Regions from separate parts of the Homo sapiens genome. Here region 1 is linked to region 2. The links are chromatin loops, found by intact Hi-C in ENCODE. Cell type or tissue: ascending aorta. All regions are shown on one strand. Links, peaks and the distances in the headings refer to the core of each region. The heading gives the core; the rest is flanking DNA.

The links. A loop is a pair of places that touch in the nucleus more often than their neighbours do. Peaks named below come from ENCODE experiments on the same cell type or tissue, not always from the same donor. Only the 100,000 strongest peaks of a DNase experiment are listed, where the experiment ranks them.
Region 1: it touches region 2 in a loop (2.4-fold over the local background); 24 of 110 quality-filtered maps call a loop at or near these places.

The regions. Positions count from the first base shown.
Region 1 is chr21:37,271,105-37,274,026 of GRCh38, reverse strand. No RefSeq gene overlaps it. Among named protein-coding and RNA genes, the nearest start is that of VPS26C, 5.2 kb to the right of the region's middle. In ascending aorta, for the core only: no CTCF peak of the experiment used is centred there; no DNase peak of the experiment used is centred there.
Region 2 is chr21:37,456,257-37,459,178 of GRCh38, reverse strand. The region is part of intron 2 of DYRK1A (dual specificity tyrosine phosphorylation regulated kinase 1A); the gene reads right to left. Among named protein-coding and RNA genes, the nearest start is that of KCNJ6-AS1, 61 kb to the left of the region's middle. RefSeq lists enhancers at 1,315-1,826, 1,827-2,340. In ascending aorta, for the core only: no CTCF peak of the experiment used is centred there; no DNase peak of the experiment used is centred there; H3K27ac peaks cover 1,608 bases.

The DNA.
Region 1 (2,922 bases), core at 188-2,687, 190 kb after region 2:
CTATTGCCCTGCGCATTTCTAACCCCAACTGGGACGTTGACTCCAAGCATGAAATACAGCTGGATCCCACCCCAGGAGCTACTTCTGCTCTTCTCATTCTATTCCCCTTCCTCTAGACCAAACCATGTTTCAGATCTTTGGCAAAGTGCTCTTCAACACACATTTTTTGCTTCAGGGTATAAACTTGATGGAGAGAGAGTTGAGGGGCACCTGCTGGGAATGACAAGGAATTTTAAAAATACTTCAGCTTAATATTTCAAAAATATTATCCTACTTTGTAAATTTATCTTCTCTTCTTTTGTTATGGAACTCAAGTGTATACAAAGGCAGAGTGAATGAGTGAATAAAACCTTTCCTCCTCCTCCTCCTGTACCCCTTCCCTCTTCCTCCATTTCCTCCCCTCCTTCTCCGCCCCTCCCCATCCTACTTTCTCCCCTCCCCCCTCCTCCTTCTCCACCCCTCCTCATCCTCCTCTTTCTCCCCTCCCCCTCCTCCTCCTTCTCCCTCTTCCTCCTCCTAGAGTTATTTAGAAGCAAATCCCAGATAGCATATCATTTCACTCTGACCAAATTTCCAAACTTTTTCCAATAATTTTTCAGAGGATTCTTTTTTTACCTGTATCCCATAGGTTTTGGTGTGAAGCATTCATACTTTGTTATTTTTAGTCTGGTATCATATTTTTACTTGTTTCTTGACAAATAAGAAACAAATATTGTATTTTAATCACATTTTAATAAAAAATTTATATAAAATATAAAATTTATATATAAATTTTATTTTTATAAAATTCATTAAACATTTTTATATAAATTTTTATGTATGTTTACATTTTAAAATTCTATTTTATTTTCTAATTTTATTTATTTTATTTTATTTTAATTAATTTTTTTTTTAGATGAAATCTCACTCTGTCACCCAGGCTGGAGTACAGTGACGTGATCTCAGCTCACTACAACCTCTGCCTCCCAGGTTCAAGTGATCCTCTAGCCTCAGCTTCCCGGGGACCTGGGATTACAGGCCTGCGCCACCACGCCTGGCTAATTTTTGTATTTTTAGTACCGATGAGGTTTCACCATTTTGGCTAGGCTAATGTCGAACTCCTGACCTCAGATGATCCACACTCCTTGGCCTCCCAAAGTGCTGGGATTACAGGTGTGAGCCACCACACCTGGCTAATTTATCTTTAATTTAAATTTTATTTTAAAATTTTATTTTTCTTTATTTATATATAAATTTCATATATATTGTTTATAAAAAACAAATATTGTATTTTTATGTGTTTGTTTACAAAGAATGCTTCACATTTTGTTATTTGAGAAAGTGTGTCTTAACTGCCAAGTGGTGTAAGTTGTGGTAGTTAAGGTATCCAGGACATCCTTAATCAAACTTGTACATAATCAACATTGAGATGTTCTTAGTGGCCATACATGCAATTGTCTCAGTCCATTCATGCTGTTATAACAAAATACCACAGAGTGGGTAATTTCTAAACAATAGAAGTTCATTTCTCATAGTTCCGAAGACTGGGAAGTTTAAGAACAAGGTACCAGCACGTTGTGTCTGGTTCCACTCTGCTTCCAAGATGGCGCCTTGAATGCTGAGTCCTCCAGAAGGGACAAATGCCATGTCCTCTCTTGGCAGAAGGGACAGAAGGGCAAAAGGACTAGCTAGCTCCCTTCCATTCCTTTTATAGGGCACTAATCCCATCTATGAGGATGGTGTTCTGGGTTGAATTGTTTCCCTGCCAAATTAAGGTCCTAGCCCTTGGTACTTCAGAATGTGACGGTATTTGGAAGTAGGGTCTTTACAAAGGTAATCAAGTTAAAAGGGGGTCATTAGTGGACCTTAATACAAGATGACTGGTGTATTTAGAAAAAGGGCAAGTTTGGAGTCAGACATTGATACAGAAAGAACATCACGTGAACATGAAGATACATTTTATTTTATTTTTTGAGACAGGGTCTCGCTCTGTCGCCCAGGCCAGAGTGCAGTGACATGATCTTGGCTCACTGCAACCTCTGCCTCCCAGGCTCAAGCGATCCTCCCACCTCAGCTTCCCAAGTAGCTGGGACTACAGGCATGCGTCACCACATCCAGCTAATTTTTATATTTTTGTAGAGATGGGGGGTTTCGCCATGTTGCCCAGGCTAGTCTCGAACTCCTGGGCTCAAGGGATCCTCCTGCCTTGACCTCCCAAAGTGCTGGGATTACAGGTGTGAGCCACTGTGCCCAGCCATGAAGACACATTTTTTAAAGATAGAGTGAGGAGACATAAGAGGGCCACCTAAAAGCCAAGGAGAGAGAACTGGAACAGATTCTTTCCTCACCGTCCTCAGAAGAACAACCCTGCTGACATCTTGATTTTGAACTTGCAGCCTCCAGAAGAGTGAAAGAATAAATTTCTGTTGTTTGAAGCCACCCAGTTTGTGGTACTTCGTTGTGGCAGCCGTAGCAAACTAAAGCATTATACTATTCTGCAATAGTTTTAATATTCTATCTTCACCATCAGTTGATACAATGACCCCCCATTCCTCTCTTTAAGATTGCCTTTGACTATGACATTGCACCTCTGCTGGATTTTCCCATTTGATTGGCAGTCTTTTGTCCAGTCTTTTGATTAAGATCATGAGCCCCCCATTGTTATGCACCCAGGCGTTTGTTGTGTGCATGTATGTAGCGCATTGATCAGCAATTGCCTATATGAACTCTGGAGTCAGAATTGGTGGCTGCCACTTAGTTGCTCTATGACCTTGGGCAAGTACATTAATCTTTCTGTGCCTGTCTTCCCTTTTGTAAGGTGAGGAAATAGTAATTTTTCCTGTATCACAAGAGTGTCTTGAGGGTTATTATGAGGGTTATTATGAAACTAGCATAACTGGATTGTTGAGGTTAGGTTGCCAGAAGGCAGAATACGAGATGGAG
Region 2 (2,922 bases), core at 134-2,633:
GAGAGTCCAGGATCTTTCAAGAGAAAAATGACAGTGACCACAGCTTAAGGTTATCAGACGTCTTGATTTCAAAGCTGTCCTTCATACTATTATAGTAGTTGTCAGACGGTATATCCTTATTTATGGCTTAGCAAATAGCAGAGAGCATCAGAAACAGTCCTCCACACACAAAACAGTGAACTGCCAGCCTGACATGCAGTAATGTCACACGGCAAGCACATTCAGTGACTGCCACTTCCCACTCTCAGTCAGGAGATGAGGGCTTCTCTTCCTTCCTCCCAGGTCAGAGGCATCTGTAGGATAGTTAAGGAGAGCAGGGGAAGAGCCTGGACATGGTAACCACAAGCCTCCAGCTGCTCAAAATGCCCTTTATGAAGCCCCATGGACCTCGGCCTGCTCTCTATATCTCACATTCCTCTGCGGCGTGCAAAGTTAGCATATTCATTTACAAAACAGGTAAAACGAGAAATACCTTTGAAAGTTCAGCTTGCTCTACAGAAGACAGACATTAGGCTAGGACTTAGGCGTCCCCTTTTGCTTGCCTTGGCCCCAGCATCAGTGTGGGGCATGGCAACAAATAACCCGGTCTTCTTACACATGAAATAAGAGGATTCATCATCACCCTCAACCATGTAAACCCAAAGTACTCCTCTCCCTTGTACAATGCCTTGGGTTTGAAACGTTACACACAGAGTTGCCAGGGGACAGGAAATGTGCCTCAAAGACGATCTGGAGCCTCTGTTTAGAGCTTAAAAGAAATGTTTTAATAAATGGTGGTTAAAGTTCAACTTAGTTCATTTTTTTCAAAATCAAAAAGATAGTGAAATACTAGTTATGTAAAATTTTTAAAATATAATACATATGTATATGTACACACACACACACACACACACACACACACACACACACAGTAAATTACCCAGATGCCCTCCCCTACCGCCCCCTTGACCATAACTTTGTCTAGCGTGCCTACAGGCATATTACAGCTGTCTTCCAAGAAACCCGTAAGTACAAAAAGAGGGGGAATGGCACAACACATCTAAATGCTGTAATACTATGAAGCCATTCAAAAGTTGAAAGGTGCCTGCTTAGCTGCTTTCCTCTCTAGAGGAGCAGGGTCAGAACACACAGAGGCGGCCAGGAATACAACACAGGCAGAAGGTTACCTACCACAGCCTCAGACCTTCAGCTATGCCATAACCAAGCCATTTTAAGAAGTGTCTGAAGGTGTTACTAAGTTTCAGGCACATAATGTTTCTTTGGAAACAAAGTTGCCTTCCCTGATCTTTACCTCTGTCTTCTTCTAAAGCAGGCACAGCAACAGCAGTCAAGGGGGAAAAAAATTAACTTTTTCCTTCTCCCATCCCAGGGAGAAAAGGGGAGAAGCATACACATAGAGGACTTGCTCTTTTTTAGTTCTAGCTAAACAGCTGTTAAACATACAAGATATTTTTAAGTCTAGTTAAGTACTTGGTACCTATATTGAATTGCAGCATAATACTTAAAATTATCCAATGAGGCAATCATTTGGCTTTGTGATTCTAATTAAAACACTGATTATTTACATAAATTTTCCATTTAAAAATACCCAAAAGGCAAAATATTCATCTGACCAGAGACGCTTTAAAAGTTAAACACAAAAGGCCAGCCGCGGTGGCACATGCCTGTAATCCCAGCACTTTGGGAGGCTGAGGCAGGCGGATCACTTGAGGCGAGGAGTTCGAGACCAGACTGGTCAACATGGCGAAACCCCACCTCTACTAAACACACACACACACACAATTAGGCGATCATGGTGGTACACGCCTGTGGTCTCAGCTAGGGAGGCTGAGGCAGGAGAATAGCTTGAACCCGGGAGGTGGAGGTTGCAGTGAGCCGAGTCCGTGCCCCTGCACTCCAGTCTGGGCAACAGAGTGAGACTCTGTCTTGCGGGGGGGATACAAAAATTAGCCAGGTGTGGTGGCATGCATTTGTAGTCCCAGCTACTCCGGAGTCTGAGACAAGAGTCACCTGAACCCAGGAGTCAGTTTGCAGTGAGCCAGGATCGTGCTACTGCACTCCAGCCTGAGCAACAGAGCGAGATTCTGTCTCTACTAAATAAATAAATAAATAAATAAATAAATAAATAAATAAATAAATAAGTAAGTAAGTAAGTAAGTAAGTAAATTTTCTTTTTACCTCTCAAGCAAATTTTCCAAACCAGAAAGTATTCTCAGTAATGATAGTATGGATAAAGCAGGTTTCTATGACCCTTTATTACAGAATCTGTGAGTTTTTCACAATTAAAAAGTAATAAAAAGTAGTGACAACATTCACTGAACTCTTATTCTATGCCAACTTGTTCCGGTATGCCCTTACACCCACAAAAGCCCTATGCATAAGGTGGCATTATTCCAGCATGTATTGCATTGTACACACAAAGAGGTCAAGCACTCCACCACGGCCCTAAGCATGGTGGCTGAGGTGGGAAGGCCAGAGGTAGGTGGGCCCGCGCCCTTTTCCACTCTGAACCATGCCTCCAAGATAGGAGGGTGGGAAAGTGCTCAAGACACATTAGAAATTCCCCATAAAAGACAAGATTGTTGAACACCTGCAAGTGAATAAAGATAAACTGATCTCAGAGGGGAAAAAGACGCAGGGTTAGGAAACAGCACCCTGCTCGAGGACGTTCTTTCCAAACAGCCTGCTCATCACCCGTGTAAACTGGCAAAGGGGTGGCTGGGCCAAAAGACAGAGGAATTAAGTAAGAAGTCCAGGAAAAATGAACTTCACATCAAATTTTAGAGCACGGTAGCCATGAATCTTGTGAATAGCTCCCAAAAATGTCCTGTGGAAGACAACTAGAAAGCATTCTACAATCAGGCACCCACCTCCACCTGCAGCCTCCTGTGTTGTTCTCATGGGGCACCTCTGGGCTCCAGC